Regions from separate parts of the Homo sapiens genome. Here region 1 is linked to region 2. A link is a contact called in ENCODE Hi-C or POLR2A ChIA-PET data. All regions are on one chromosome and are shown on one strand. The core of a region is the stretch at or near the end of the contact, and the rest is flanking DNA. Distances in the headings are between cores, read along the strand shown. Region 1 holds the start of ITIH6 (inter-alpha-trypsin inhibitor heavy chain family member 6). Region 2 overlaps SYN1 (synapsin I).

Evidence for each region. A loop is a pair of places that touch in the nucleus more often than their neighbours do. ChIA-PET counts read pairs that join two places held with the same protein, here RNA polymerase II (POLR2A).
Region 1: a map of transverse colon shows a loop between it and region 2 (29-fold over the local background). The contact joins the promoter of ITIH6 here to the enhancer-like site in region 2. A Hi-C loop is called at or near these places in 1 of 168 maps with a recorded cell type or tissue (transverse colon). POLR2A ChIA-PET finds 5 or more read pairs at or near these places in 1 of 52 experiments (H1).

What each region holds. Positions count from the first base shown.
Region 1 is chrX:54,796,592-54,803,813 of GRCh38, reverse strand. It overlaps ITIH6 (inter-alpha-trypsin inhibitor heavy chain family member 6), which reads left to right and starts at 5,559. Exons shown (of 13, transcript NM_198510.3): 1 at 5,559-5,705; 2 at 6,718-6,872. The coding sequence starts at 5,604.
Region 2 is chrX:47,568,039-47,575,415 of GRCh38, reverse strand. SYN1 (synapsin I) reads left to right here. Exons shown (of 13, transcript NM_006950.3): 10 at 142-288; 11 at 641-728; 12 at 826-1,414; 13 at 2,417-3,515. The coding sequence ends at 2,552. It overlaps ARAF (A-Raf proto-oncogene, serine/threonine kinase), which reads right to left. Exons shown (of 16, transcript NM_001654.5): 11 at 6,522-6,698; 12 at 6,383-6,429; 13 at 5,759-5,877; 14 at 5,392-5,523; 15 at 4,404-4,538; 16 at 3,508-4,093. The coding sequence ends at 3,959. Among named protein-coding and RNA genes, the nearest start is that of ARAF, 11 kb to the right of the region's middle. RefSeq lists enhancers at 1-108, 109-616. Within about 2 kb of position 1,900, at least 12 of the 41 ENCODE cell types and tissues checked have a DNase peak (open chromatin) inside an H3K27ac peak, as active enhancers do.

The DNA.
Region 1 (7,222 bases), core at 4,310-6,809, 7.2 Mb before region 2:
CATATCAACTAAGAGGAAAGATGAAAAGCCGTTATCATCAGGCAGCTCTGTTCTGGAGATAAGGAAAGGCAGGCTAAGGATTGCTTAGTGCAGAATGTAGAGATGGAACTGTCTAGTCCCACAGGCATCCAAGACTCCAGACTCCTGAAGCTCAAATGGAAAGCCCAGAATATCCCCACCACCAATCCTATCCTAGCACATTTACTTTCTCCTAAACTATACAGAATCCGTATCTCTGAATTTTGGAAAATTTGGGAGAGGGTAGCAAAGGTTTCCTTTTAAGGCTGCCTGTCATTTCTTTAGTCATTTAAACCATGCAGCTCAGCATAGAAATCAACTTTAAATTGGACATCAGACTTTCTTGTTCTTCAGATTTCCATAACCATTCCCACCACTGGGAAAGGCCTAATAATTGTTCCTTCTCCTAGGCCCCATGCCCCACCCCTGTTGGACCCTTTCTGTCCCCCAACATGCTGGCAACTTCTCTCCTTTCCATTTCCAGGCTTCTATATCCTCTCTCTCTCTCTCTCTCTCTCTCTCTCTCTGTCTTCCCCCCACCTCCCCCAGGGTCTCACTCCGTCACTCTGGTTGAAGTGCAGTGGTGTGATCCCAGCTCACTGCAACCTCCACCTCCTGGGCTCAAGCGATCCTCCCACCTCAGCCTCCAGAAGTAGCTGGGACTACAGGCACATGCCAACACGCCCTACTAATTTTTGGGGTTTTGTTTGTTTGTTTGTATTTTTGGTAGAGATGGGGTTTCACCATGTTGCCCAGGCTGGTCCAAAATTCTTGGACTCAAGCGATTCACCCGCCTCAGCCTCCCAAATTGTTGGGATTACAGGCATGAGCCACCGTACCTGGCCTATGTCTTCTTTCTTGAGCTGCTGGTGAAATCTCATTTTTTCCCCTTTTATATGTAGGGCAATTTAGTTAACTTTGTTTCACTCTAAGCCCTAAGGGTTACCTTTCCACAGCAAAAATGACATTTTGTCAAACAAAAGACAAATTTCCCATAGATGAGGAAACCTGCTACCCACTTTTGGACTAACCCTCATTCTCCCCTGTTCTCTGTATATTGAGTCCTTCCTCAGCACAAGCTTGTGAGCTATGATTAGGCCATTCAACAGAAAATGAGCACCAACTATGTATTAGACACCTCTCCAGAGGTGGCCCTTGCTCTTAAGGGGTTTATTTTTATACTGTGTGAACATTAGCCTCATTTCACAGATGGCAATATTAAAAGTGAGAGGGGTAACTTGCCCAAGGCAAGGCGACCAATGAGTGGCACAGAGAGGACTTGAACCCGAGTCAGTGGAATATCAAATACCAAAGACTTAACCACTACACTATACTTTGTCCAATGATTTAAGTCCCAGAATATCCTTTCCAACAGTCTTCACAGACATATGCTAGGCACATTACAGTATGTTTTTCATCTATAGAGGCACGTCTAACTGGATATCCATATGCCCATTTAGATATTGTCATAAGCATCATAGGAAATATAATTATTTCATTGTTTTGAGATCAACATGCAGTTTTTAACATTTGATTTTTATGAATTTCATGCTTGTACATGACAACAAATGAAATAGTACAGAAGATCATATGATAAAAATGAATAGTCCCCTGCCTCAACCCTCCCCATCTCCCTCCCACCCCCTCAAAGCCAACTTTTAACAGTTTTTAGTTTTAGCTCTACTGTTGGTTCCCTTTACAACTCTAGATAATATGTATGTAATGTTTCTTTTTTAAAAAAAATTAGACAATATCCTATTGACTCCCAGAGATGGCAGTAAGGATTTTGTTTATGTACTGTGCCTCACTTTTCCCTCTACTCCCCTGCAATGGTTAACACTGATGTTCCTTTTTTGTTTTTGGTTAATTTTATAACTTGAAAAAAATATACTCAGACCTCTATTTTGTATTCCATCCATTTTGACAGATAATTTGACTCCCCATTTTTTAAGACAAGGATATTATGGCTACAACCCTCCCCCTGCCCATTCAATGTCCCACATTGTCAGTTTTATCTTTCCTTTTACATTGCCCTGGTTATTAACATTTACATTCTGTTCTGCAGCCACAATCAGATCTTCCCTGCTTTGTCTCCCCAGGTTGACTCTATGACCTGAAACCCAATAAACAGCATTCACATTATCATGGCTATGTAAATATTTTTCAAAATCTAGCCAAGCAGTGAGCCTGGAATACGCTTCCTTCTCTTCAAGTTCAATGTCACAATCTTTGGGCCTCTCAGAGGAGAATGTTTCTAGCATCAAGGTCAAATGGAATCTTTCTTATACTCTTATCAGCTGCTCATAATCATATTACATTTTATTTTGCTTTGTATTTGGCCAAGACTTTCTTGAATAATTACACACACACACACACACACACACACACACACACAGAGTTTCTAAAAGCCTTTCTTTTTTCCTTGAATTATATGCTTTTATTGTATTCACTCATTCAACAAGTATTTTTTGAGTGTCTACTACGTGTCAGGTACTGTTCTAGGAGATTAGGCTAGGCAGTGAAGAAGACAGATAGCAATCCTTGGCCCCCATGGAGCTGATTCTAGTAAGGGAGAGAGAAAAGATAATAAGATAAATCAGTAAAATGTATCCAAATTAAAATGTGTGATAAGTGCTATGGAGAAAAATTTCAGTTTTAAATAGGCTTGTCATAACAATGTGTTGTATATTTCAAAATAGCTAGAAAAGATAAGTTGAAATTTTCCCAACACATAGAAATGATAAATACTCAAGGCAATGGATACCATAAATACCCTGACTTGATTATTACACATTCTATGCATGTAACAAAATATCAGTGTATCCCATAAATTTATACAAATATTATGTATCAATAACAAAAAAGTTAAAAAATAAGTAAATAGGTTGGTCAGGGAAACACTCACTGAAAAGGTAGCATGTGGGCAAAGACTAGCATAAGGTGAGAGAACTAGTCAAGTGGATACTTGGTGAGAAAACATTCCAAGCAGAAAGAACAGTCATTGCAAAGGCCATGGGACAGGATCATGCCTGGCATTTTTTCCCCATGCCTGGCACTTTTGAAGAACACAATGGCCAGAGTTGCTAGAGTGATGGAGGAAGGCAGGAAGGGAAGTAATAGGAAATGGGGTCAGATGGGTAATGAGGGCTTGCCTCACTGACCCCTCTCACATAGGGCCATGTAAGCCACAAGCAGGATCCACAGGAGAGTTTTGAGCAAAAAGGGGACAGGATCTGACTTGGGTTTCAAAAGGATCCCTCTGGTTGTTGTAAAAATATACTGGTGGGAGGCAGAAAAGGGGATGATGAAGGCTGAAGCAGGAGGACCAGTAAGGAGGCTGCTGCAGTTATTGCTTGAATTGGATTCACTGTTTCCTGGCTTCACTGTTTCCTGGATTCACTGTTCTGGGCACCTGTCTGGAGATCCTTCTTCAGGTGTAGGAAATTATTATAACTTCTAATATATCTATTTTTTTGAGACAGGGTCTCACTCTGTCTCCCAAGCTGGAGTACAGTGGCACAATCATGGCTCGCTGTAACCTCGAACTCCTGGGCTCAAGCAATCCTCCCGCCTCTGCTTCCCAAGTAGCTGGGATTTACAGATGAGAGCCATCACGACTGGCTATTTCTTTTTACTTTTTTTTGTAGAGTCAGGGTCTCACTATGTTAGCCAGGCTGATCTCAAACTCCTGGCCTCAAGCGATCCTCCCGCCTCAACCCCCCAAAGTGCTGGGATTACAGATGTGAGCCACCACATCTGGCCTAATATGTTTTCAATAAAGTTTCCTTCATTGTTTTGTTTTCTCTATCTAGAACTCCTATTATTTGAATGTCTAATTTGCTAGATTAATCCATCTCTCTTAAATTTTCTCTCACATTTTCTGTTGCCTTGGCTTTTTTGCCCTACATTCTGGAAGATTTCCTCATTTCCTGGTCCTGGAAAATGTATTATTTCAGTAACATATTTTTAATTTCTAAGGAATCTCTGTTTTCTCTGATTGTTCCTGTTTTATGGCATCTAGTTCTTGTTTTATGCATGTTATATCTTCTTGAATCTTATTCAGAATAGTATCAATTTTTCCCCTGAAGTTCTCTTTTGTTTCCCAGATCCTCAAATTGCTCTAGGGTCAGTTGTTCTATTTGTTTCTTTTAGTATTTTGCTTTCATGCTACAGGCTTCCTTAATTTGCTTGAGGCTCCTTGGCTACTCATTCATATTTAAGAGAAAAGGACTGGGTAGCCGATGGGAGTTTTCTCTGTTGCTGTATAAGCAGAGCTGTTCTCTAGCTAGGACTCTCCCTCGTGAGGAAATCCTGAGAGGAAACTTGGTGCGGACTTGTGCGAGGTGGCAACTGACAGGTTTTGGGACCCACAGATGCCAGAATGAGAAGACTTTGTTGGGATGCCAAATGCCCTAGGACAAATCTGAGTGTTCCTGGGGCAGTTTGTAAAATGTCATCAGAGATTTTGCCCCTGAGAGTAAGTACTGGAGCTGTCTATGCTCCCTGTGTGGATGGGTAGAGGCCGGAGGGCCAGGGTCGGCAGGATTCTGACTGAGGCTGATAGTCCTTGTGCAGACCTTCAAGTACTTTCCTTTTTCTCAGCCCCATTCCTCACCCCCACCCTCCACAGGACCTGCAGATCCTGAGTCCAGAGCACCTCAGCTCCTCCCTTCTCCCTCCACTCAGGTCTCAGAGGACAGGGAGCTTTCCAGACTTTTGATCTCTGTCATGCCTCATCCTGCCCTCCTCCTAGCAGCTATTTACTGATCACTTACCATGTGCCAAGCATTCTAAAAGTACAAACTCACTTAATCTTCATAAGAACTTTATGAAGTAGGTGCTATTACTATTCTTATTTTATAGATGAAGAAACTGAGGCTACAGAGAGGTTAATTAACTTGCTCAGTATTATACAGTCAGTAAGTGGCAGAACTGAGATTCAAACCCATGTGGTCTGGGTCTGGAGCCTGTATTTTGAAACCACTGTGTTATATTCTTTCTCAGTCCTGCCCCAGCCTGTCTTGGCCTCTGGCTATTCTAGAGATTGTAAGTCTTATTATGTCTATGGGACCCCTAAATTGTTATAGGATCCTGAGTAAGTCCCTCCCGGCACTAGGCTAAAGTCAATAATACCAGGGAAGACCAGTATTGGGGGCTTGCCTTGCCAATCCCTCTCTCATCGCCACTACCTTTTTAAGATGATCAGTGCTAAGTGACCTTTCTCTGGCCCCAGTTACTGGGCTCCTGTGGATGTTTATAGGAAAGAAAAACCCCACCCTGAGCCAACACAGCAAACAGACAGACCCAGCACTCTGGTATGTTTAGTTTCCATTCATCTTACAGCTGGATGAGGGGAAAAAAGGAAGCGTAGAACTGGCCCTTCTCCAGGCAAGATGCCAGCCCCAGCTCTTGGACAATCCTGGCTTGTGTGAGCCTCAATGCCACATTCAGAGCCTTCCCCACCCTTCAGGATGGTCCCTCCCTCTCAAGAGAAGGGATACCTGGAGGTTTAAAAGAGCAAGGGTTTGGAGATCGGGCTCAGATCTTCTGGATGTGAACAACAGATCCAGGCCAGAGGTGGCATCATGTCTGGGTGGAGGTACCTCATCTGTGTCAGCTTTTTGCTGACCATTCTTCTTGAACTGACATACCAGGGACCCCCTGTCCCCGCTTCATCAAGCACAAAGGTCAGTTCTGGGATGAGGGAAAAAAGCTTGGGGATTTGTGATAAAATTAGCTTCTTGGGGGAAATTTGGGAAGGTTATTCAGTGTGTTTCTTCAGTCCTATGACTGAGAAACTAGAGCCAGAGAAAAGAGGTACTATTTGCTGAGCACATGTCAGGTGCTGCACCAGGGGTCCCAGAATTATTATTTCATTTAGTCCTCACAGCATCTCTGTGAGCTGGGCTATATTATTATCCCCATTATAGAGAAGAGAAAACAGAGGTTCCAAGGTTAAGACACAGTTAGGAAGTGGCAGAACCGTCTGATCTCAAATCATCCTCATTTCCCACTGCCCCACACTGGGAAGGAACTAGCTCTGCATCACGTGTGGGTAGATAGAGGGACCATTGCCTCAAGAAAGGAGAGGAAGAAGATAGATATTGTACTTGCTGTGTGCCCTCATCATGGATGCCAGATACTTACCATGCTTGCAGTGCATGATTGTGCTTATAAGTGCAACTCTTTACACCTGAGATCCTAAAGAAGAAAAAAATCAGTATTTATCACAGTGCCTTGGACAGAGTAGGATTCAATGAATGGCGGATGCTCTGCTATATTCTAAAGCCTTGCTACTCAAAGTGAAATCTGTGGACTAGCAGCAGCATCATTCCATGGGAGCTTTTTAGAAAGATAAAATCTCAGCCTTCACCCTAGTCTTGCTGAATCAGAATCTTCATTTTAACAAGCTTTCCAGGAGATTCATGTGCACATCAAAGTTAGAGAAGTGCTTGTCCAGAGAGGTCCCTTGATCTCTAATCTTCTGTGAGTCTTGGGTTCTGAGACTTGATAAAGCTTGCTGAAGTAATCAGGCAGATCCACCAAATGGATGACAGAGGTTGTTTTCCCTCTCTAGGCCTTAGTTTATCCACCTGTATACTTTGAGGCCTGTGTAGGAATCTTGGGTTCCCAAAGACTAGCCCATCTAGGCTGAGGACATAGTCTACCTAAAACACCTCCTCCTGTCTTCTCTCTCAGTTGTTAATGACAAGCTATTCTATGCGCTCCACGGTGGTGTCTCGCTATGCCCACACCTTGGTCACCTCTGTCCTGTTTAATCCACATGCTGAAGCCCATGAAGCCATCTTTGACCTGGATCTGCCTCATCTTGCCTTTATCTCCAATTTCACTATGTAAGTCTGCTTCCAAAGTCACCACTTCATTCATTTGTGCATATATTTGTTCGTTCTTGTGCTTATTCTGTCAGCAGAGCATAGTGATTAAGACAATGCACTCTGAGATCAGACTTCTTGAGTCTGAATCCTGGCTCTGCCAGTTTGGGACCCAGGGCAAGTTACTTCATTTCTGGGAGTCTCATTTTACATATCTACAAAATGGGGATAAAATTAGAACCCACTTTCTTTTTTTCTTTCTTTCTTTTTTTTTTTTTTGACATGGAGTCTCGCTCTGTTGCCCAGGCTGGAGTGCAGTGGCACAATCTCAGCTCACTGCAACATCCACCTCCCAGGTTCAAGCGATTCTC
Region 2 (7,377 bases), core at 651-3,150:
CCTTCCTCACCGTGCACAATCAGTGCCTCAGACACTGGGGCTCAGCGGCGGCCATGCCCTTGGCCAACTGAAAGCACGGTGTTACTGCCGCCTCAGGTGCGAGGCCTGCCTCTCCCCTCACGGATCCTTTCCTTCCCCCAGGTGGTGGGTTCCTCCATGCCGCTCATTGGTGACCACCAGGATGAAGACAAACAGCTCATCGTAGAGCTCGTGGTCAACAAGATGGCTCAGGCCCTGCCCCGGCAGCGACAGCGGGATGCCTCCCCTGGCAGGGGCTCCCATGGCCAGGTCAGGCCCCTGGCGCTGAGCTAGTGGCTTGAGCTAGTGTGGGGAGGCCGGCCCTGGGTCATGCTGTGCCATGAAGCTGATAATCTGTAGGCTCACAGCATCACCTTTGCACACATGTGGCTGCGATTGCCAATTGTTTAAAACATTGATAAGCAGCTGCTGCCCTGACTTCCCTGAGCACCTCCCTGCCCCGCCCCTGGGAACAGGTCCCCCACCCCACAACCCAGAGTACCCTCAGCTCAGCCACAAGTGGGGCAACACCCAGCGCACAGGGAACCTGTGTCATCACTGGCTGATGCTCCACTGGCTGGTAACTATTTTTAACCTCTCCTGCTCCATTCCTCTGCCGCAGACTCCGTCCCCAGGGGCCCTGCCCTTGGGCCGCCAGACCTCCCAGCAGCCCGCAGGGCCCCCGGCTCAGCAGCGACCCCCACCACAGGGTAAGCGAGAGGCTGGCGGTCGCAGTCCCCTCCCTCAGCCCGCCATCTCTTACCCGCTCACTCTCACGTGTGCTCTTTCTCTCCCTCTGTCCCCCAGGCGGCCCTCCACAGCCGGGTCCAGGCCCCCAGCGCCAGGGACCCCCATTGCAGCAGCGCCCGCCCCCGCAGGGCCAGCAGCACCTTTCAGGCCTTGGACCCCCAGCTGGCAGCCCCCTGCCCCAGCGCCTTCCAAGTCCCACCTCAGCGCCCCAGCAGCCCGCGTCCCAGGCCGCGCCGCCGACCCAGGGTCAAGGCCGCCAATCCCGGCCAGTGGCGGGAGGCCCCGGGGCGCCTCCAGCAGCCCGCCCGCCCGCCTCTCCGTCTCCCCAGCGCCAGGCGGGCCCCCCACAGGCTACCCGTCAGACATCCGTCTCTGGCCCGGCTCCGCCAAAGGCCTCTGGGGCCCCACCGGGCGGGCAGCAGCGCCAGGGCCCGCCCCAGAAACCCCCAGGCCCAGCCGGCCCCACACGCCAGGCCAGCCAGGCGGGTCCCGTGCCCCGCACTGGGCCACCCACCACGCAGCAGCCTCGGCCCAGCGGCCCGGGCCCCGCTGGACGTCCCAAACCACAGCTGGCCCAGAAACCCAGCCAGGACGTGCCGCCACCCGCCACCGCCGCTGCAGGGGGACCTCCGCACCCCCAGCTCAAGTAAGGGGACCCCTACAGCAGCCTTCGCCTTGCTGCTCACAAAGCGGGCCGCTGCCCCAGTAGAGCAGCCCTAGCTCCCTTGCTCCTCAGACCCAGGTCCTATGCAGGGGTCCCACGAACTCTCTCCAGCCTGAGCCAAGCCCTTCCCCCAAGCTTTCGCTCCTCCCGGCCCACCAGAGGCTCCGCACCCCCACCCCAGGAATTTGGTGCCAGAATCCCAGAGAAACTGCACTCAGTTCGAATTCCTCCTCAAAGGCCCTGGGAAAGTTTCCTCCTCCAGGGCCTCCCAGGCACCTGGCTGACCCACCCTCTGCAACTTCCTGCCCAGCCCAGAGCCTTCCCTGCCAAACTCGCCCCCCCGCCACCAACCCATCCCTAAAACTCCTGGCCCGAGTCCTAGTCCTCCTATCATCTGGCTCTTCCCACTCCATCCTCATACTTTTCCTCCTCCTTCACATCCTTCTGGCCCATCTCAGTCTCCCCGCGAATCATCACCCATCTGCCTTTTCTGGTCCATTCCAACTCCCATCCCAGCTCAGACGTCCTCCCTGCCCCACCCAGCTGCTCTGCCTTAGGCTGACTTGCCCAACAGCCTGTCCTTGGTCCAAGCCCTTTCTATGCCCTCCTAGACACCTCACCCTTAGATTGGAAACTTCCCTGCTCATCTTCCCCTTTGTATCAAACTAGCCAAGAATTCACAGAGAAGGTTCTGCCCAGGACTCTTGCCACGAATCCCACACTTCACCCTGGATCCAAGTCCTCCCAGCCTGTCCCAGATCTCGCCTCCCTGGCCCAGGACTCCACCCACTCCACCTGAGTGCTCCCAGCCTTGAGAACCTGTTAGGGTCCAGGCCCATGGTGGCAGGTGGGGAGGTCACAGGCACAGCCCCAGGATCAGAGGGGCAGGGCTGGGGCTGGGCCTGGGGTAACGTTGTGTTTCTCTCCCCTTCCTCCCCTTCCTCTTCCCCCTTCCTCCCACGCCTCCACCTTGTCTCTCTCTAGCAAATCCCAGTCTCTGACCAATGCCTTCAACCTTCCAGAGCCAGCCCCGCCCAGGCCCAGCCTTAGCCAGGACGAGGTGAAAGCTGAGACCATCCGCAGCCTGAGGAAGTCTTTCGCCAGCCTCTTCTCCGACTGATACCCCACTCTGAGAACCCCAAAATCCCTGGGCAACCCTTCTCTGGGCCCTGAATCCATTTCTCACTTTTGGAGTCTCCAAATCCCTTGAGAACCCATCTCCCGGTTCTCCAAGATTCCACCTCTCATTCCTCAAGATCCCCGAGTACCTTGAGAAACCTGACTCCTCCTGGCCCTAAATCCGGTTCTCACATGTGGAATCCCCAAGTCCTTTTAGAACCCCACTCGTGGTCACTTCAGGATCTACTTCTGTTTTAGAACCTCCACATTCCTGAAGACCTCCGCCCCTGGTTTCCCCAGAGGGCGTTTTCCTTCCTGGAAGTGCCCAAATACCAGGCAACCCATTGCAGAATCCCTTCCTGGAGCCCTGAAGTTCCTGGAAAACCCTATTTTTGGTCCCAAATCTCTCCAGCACACCTATTTCCCATCATAATTTTCCAAATCCTCAAGAAACCCCTACTGTTGAGCCCCTTCCCATGGATCTTCCATCCCTCTGAAGATCCACATCTTCAAATGCCACCCAACACCTAGCCCCACAAGGATTTCCCTTCACCAGCTCCCCTCAACCTCATTCAATACCTTGGGAGCCCCTCCCACTTCCAGGACCCCTCGGTTCCCCCAGGGACCCCCTCCCCAGTTTCCTGCCTCTGACAGCTGTCTTTAAATATGCAAACTCCACCCATCTTCCCAGAATCCTTTGCACACGGAAGGCCAGTGGTCTCCGCTTCCCCACCTTTGCTGTGGTGTCTGTGTCTGTGACTGACGTGGCCTCCTTTTGTGCCGTGCTTGGCATATGTGGTCCTCGTTCATCGTGCCGCCTGTGGTGATGCGTGCAGTGACGCTGTTTATGTGGTCCGCACCTCCCCCTGACCTTCACTCCTTGCCTGGACTCACCCCACCCCTCAGCGGCTCTGAACCCCAAGAGAAGAGTCGGGAAACAAAATAAACAAGCAAAGGCCCAGCAGAATTCTGTGCTTCTTGGTGAAGAAAGAGAGGAGTCCTTGAATGGCGGGGGAGACACAAAAGGGACCCCCCAAAATCCACATGGGGTGCTGGGAACCCCAAAATCCAGTGGAAGGCACATCAGGCACAAATTCCAGAGAGGTTCTGAGTGGAATCCCTGCCACAAATCCCAGCCATTGGAGATGGAGGAGCTCCCAAAATTTAGAAGTATCCCCAAAGCCAAGAGGAAACCAAATGATGGAGGAGACAGGGGGCTCAGTCTTTGGCGGGGGTCCCCCAATTCCAGAAGAACTGGAAAAGCACATGGGGACCCCCTCATCTCCCAGGGTGGGGAATGGGGGATCCTGAGGCAGCATCAGGGCAGAGACGAACATTGATTGGCTGGTGGGCAAGGCTCCTTGGCGTGGAGGGCTGAGATTGGCTCCCTGGTGGCTTGGGCGGGGCCTAAGGCACAAGGCGGGCTGCGCTGAGTAGGCAGGCAGGCAACTCATCGGCCTGGGTGCGGTGCAAGGAGGGTTCCGAGGCACTCCGCTCAATCTTGGGGAGTGACCGTTGCAGCAGCTCAATTGTGGCCAGGATCTGAGGGCAGGTGGGGGTGAGGAGGGGTGTCCAGAGCCCTGTGGGCATCCCAACAGCCCCAGCCTCATGGCGAAACACACACACACACACACACACACACACACACACACCCAACAGTCCCAGCCTCATGGCGAAACACACATACACACACACCCCCAACAGTCCCAGCCTCATGGTGAAACACACACACACACACACACACACACACACACTATACCTCTGAGCTTTCATATTCACATCTGCCTCCATCTCAGTCTTCCTCTATCCCAGAGTCACCCACCCAAGGTGTCCAGCCCCCTACCCAGCCCACCTGGGGGAAGAGGGGCCGCTCCTCCCGCTGGAACTTGAGGCAGTCAGACAGCAGGCGCCGCATGGCCTTGGGGCAGTTGCTGGAGATTTTGCTGAGGTCCGGGGACAGATAGCCACGGCCCACCATAAAGATAATCTGGGGGCAGACGGGGGCAGGAAAGGGGTGATCTGGGGTCAGGGGCTGGGAGGCCCAAGGAATTTTGTATTGAGGGACTTGGAAGGTTCATTTTTAGCGAGCTGGGGTACTGTCAGTATCAAGGCCCAGAGGATTCTCTGTCCTTGAGGACTTGGGAGGATTCTCTGCTTTCAGAACAGAGGGATTTAAATTTGGGGTTGTCAAGGATTGTAGGTATCTGGGGCTCAGAGGATTATAGGCCCACGGGTTTCTAGGAGGCTTAGGGACCTGGAAAGTACTGAGTCTCGGGAAAACATGGAGTTCTGGGTCTGGGGGAGCTTGTACTTCTGTGGGGGTCTGGGGCCTAGAGGGTTCTAGGTATCCCGGCCCTGGGGCCTGCTAGATACCCAAGGCCTAGGTGACTGTGGGTGTCCATGACTATTCCAGAAGCACAAAGGGGTTCTGTTTCTGGGGAAAAATGGGATGCTGGGAGAAATGAGATCTGGGCTTTGAGGATCTGGGGGATTTTGAGTACCCAGAGCAGACGACTATAGGCGTCTAGGGATACAGAGGGCTTTGGGGTATTTGGGGGCCTCAGGGGATTCTAGGTATAGAGATTCGGGGCATTTTGGACTTCAAAGATTTTTGTCCCAGAGGGCTGTGGATGTGAGAAGAGGGAAGTTGGGGTAGGGGAGACCCAGAGAATTTATTGTAAGTGTCTGGAGCCCAAGGGATTCTGGGAGTCCTTATCCTAGAAAATTTTAGGTTTCTGGGGAAAGTGTGGCATTTATCAGTGCAAAGGAGGGGATGTGGGGTATGGATGCCTGAGGGGATCCCTCAGCCCAGGGAACTGTGGGTAAGGTGTGGGGCTCACCTGGTCACGGCAGCCAATGTGGCTGTAAGGCAGTGAGCCAGTCATAAGCTCGTAGAGCACAACCCCGTAGGCATAGACGTCTGACTGGAAGCTGTAGGGGTTCGGGTCCTGCATACGGATCACCTCAGCTGCCTACAACAGGCCAGACCAGGCAGGGGGACCACGGAGGTCAGCAAATGGCTGGTCCACAGTCCCAGATCCCACTGGCCACACAGGGTACAACTCAGAGCCACCCACACGAGGTGGGACATGAGGAGTCCAGACACCCACATCTGGCACAGGCATCCCCGTCCCCACTTGGCCCCACACACCCCAATCCCGGAGCCCACGTCCCCATGTGCCCCCCATCCAGCCTGGCCCAACTCACCATCCACAGCACAGATCCTGAGGGCTGCTCCAAGGGCTGGGCCCCGCTCCATCGAGTCTTCACTGTGGCCAAGCCAAAGTCACCGATCTTCACCGTGAGCCCCTCATGTAGGAAGATGTCCGCCAGGGTCAAGGACCACTACAGGGACTCCTAATAGCCATGCCTCTCACCCTGCCTGGGAGGTTCCCATTGGTGCCCCTATACCACTCATCCCTCTGATCCTGACCAGGAGCCCCTTAATATCACGCAAACTATCCACAACCTTGACGTGGGCAGGGAACGCCTGCTAATGCCCCCCACACTCAGCCCCGCTGTGACTCCTGAACAGGAAGCCCCTCGGAGGGCATCCGAACCCACTATGCCTCTGATGTTGACCATAATGCCCTCCACAACTGTCAGACATCAGACTCTAACCAGAGTCCCCAAGAATAGTACCTGAACCAGCCACACCTCTGACTTCTAAGAGACTGCCATTAAAGCCCCCTGGCTGGCCACAGCTCTGCCACCTGGCAAGGAGCTCTGGGACACATGCCCCTCCCTTGTAATTCCCAGAACCCCCACAAGAGGCATCCTTCTAAGCCCTTGACACCCCCACTCAACCCCAGCCCAGGGACAGATAGATACTGTTAGACTTGAGATCTCGGTGGATGATGTTCTTGGCATGGAGGTAGCTGTGGGGGTGGAGGCAGGTGGCGGATTGGCTGGGGGTTACCTCATTTCCCCCACCCTTTCCCCCCACCCCTCCCCAGGCTGGGAGGCTCACTCCATGCCCTGGGCAGTCTGCCGGGCCACGTCGATGAGCTGGACCATGTCGAAGCGTGTGTCGGCCACATGCAGGTGATGGTAGAGGCTGGAGCCCTCACACCACTGTGTGATGATGGCAAATCCCGGCCGGGTCATGAAGCCCATAAACAGCAAGATGTTGACATGTCGCGTCTTCCTGCAGGCAGGGAGGGCAGTGTCAGAGGTGGGGAGGAAAAATAGCAACTGTCACTTACCGAGCATCAGGAGTGGCACTGTTCTTTACCTTCCTCGGTCATTTATTTTCACCCTGTCTTTTGGGGCACTCAGGACCAAAGCATTGCCAGATTCCATGAATTTGTGAGATGTGTTTACTGGGCTATGATTCTGTGCTGTGGGCTCATATGTGGAGCTTCCCCATCCGAGTCTCCCAACAAAAGCAGGAGGGAGGAATTGCTGCCCCTCCCCCTCCCTGCCTACAGCAGCATTTCTAATCATTAACATCCCCCACCCCTCTGACTCTGACCATTACCTGGGTCTGTGACCATCTCACAGATGAGAAAGCAGAATGCCAACCTTCCTCACTGATGTATCAATATAATATGGATAGATGCAGGATTAAAACATTGGTGATATATGATGATTAGAGCCTGTTCAGCAGCATGAGAAGCTTAGAGGTAAAGAGCTTGGAGTCTGGACTCATGTTCAAATCTAGGCCTCACCAGGTACTCAAGGTACAACCTTGGGAAAGACATTTAACCTCTCTGGGCCTCATGTTCCTCAACTGTAAAACTGATCATTGCATTAGCTACCTTATTCTCTGTAACATAATTGTGCCCATCTGACACAGAGGAAAAGCCAATGCCAACATCCCCAGG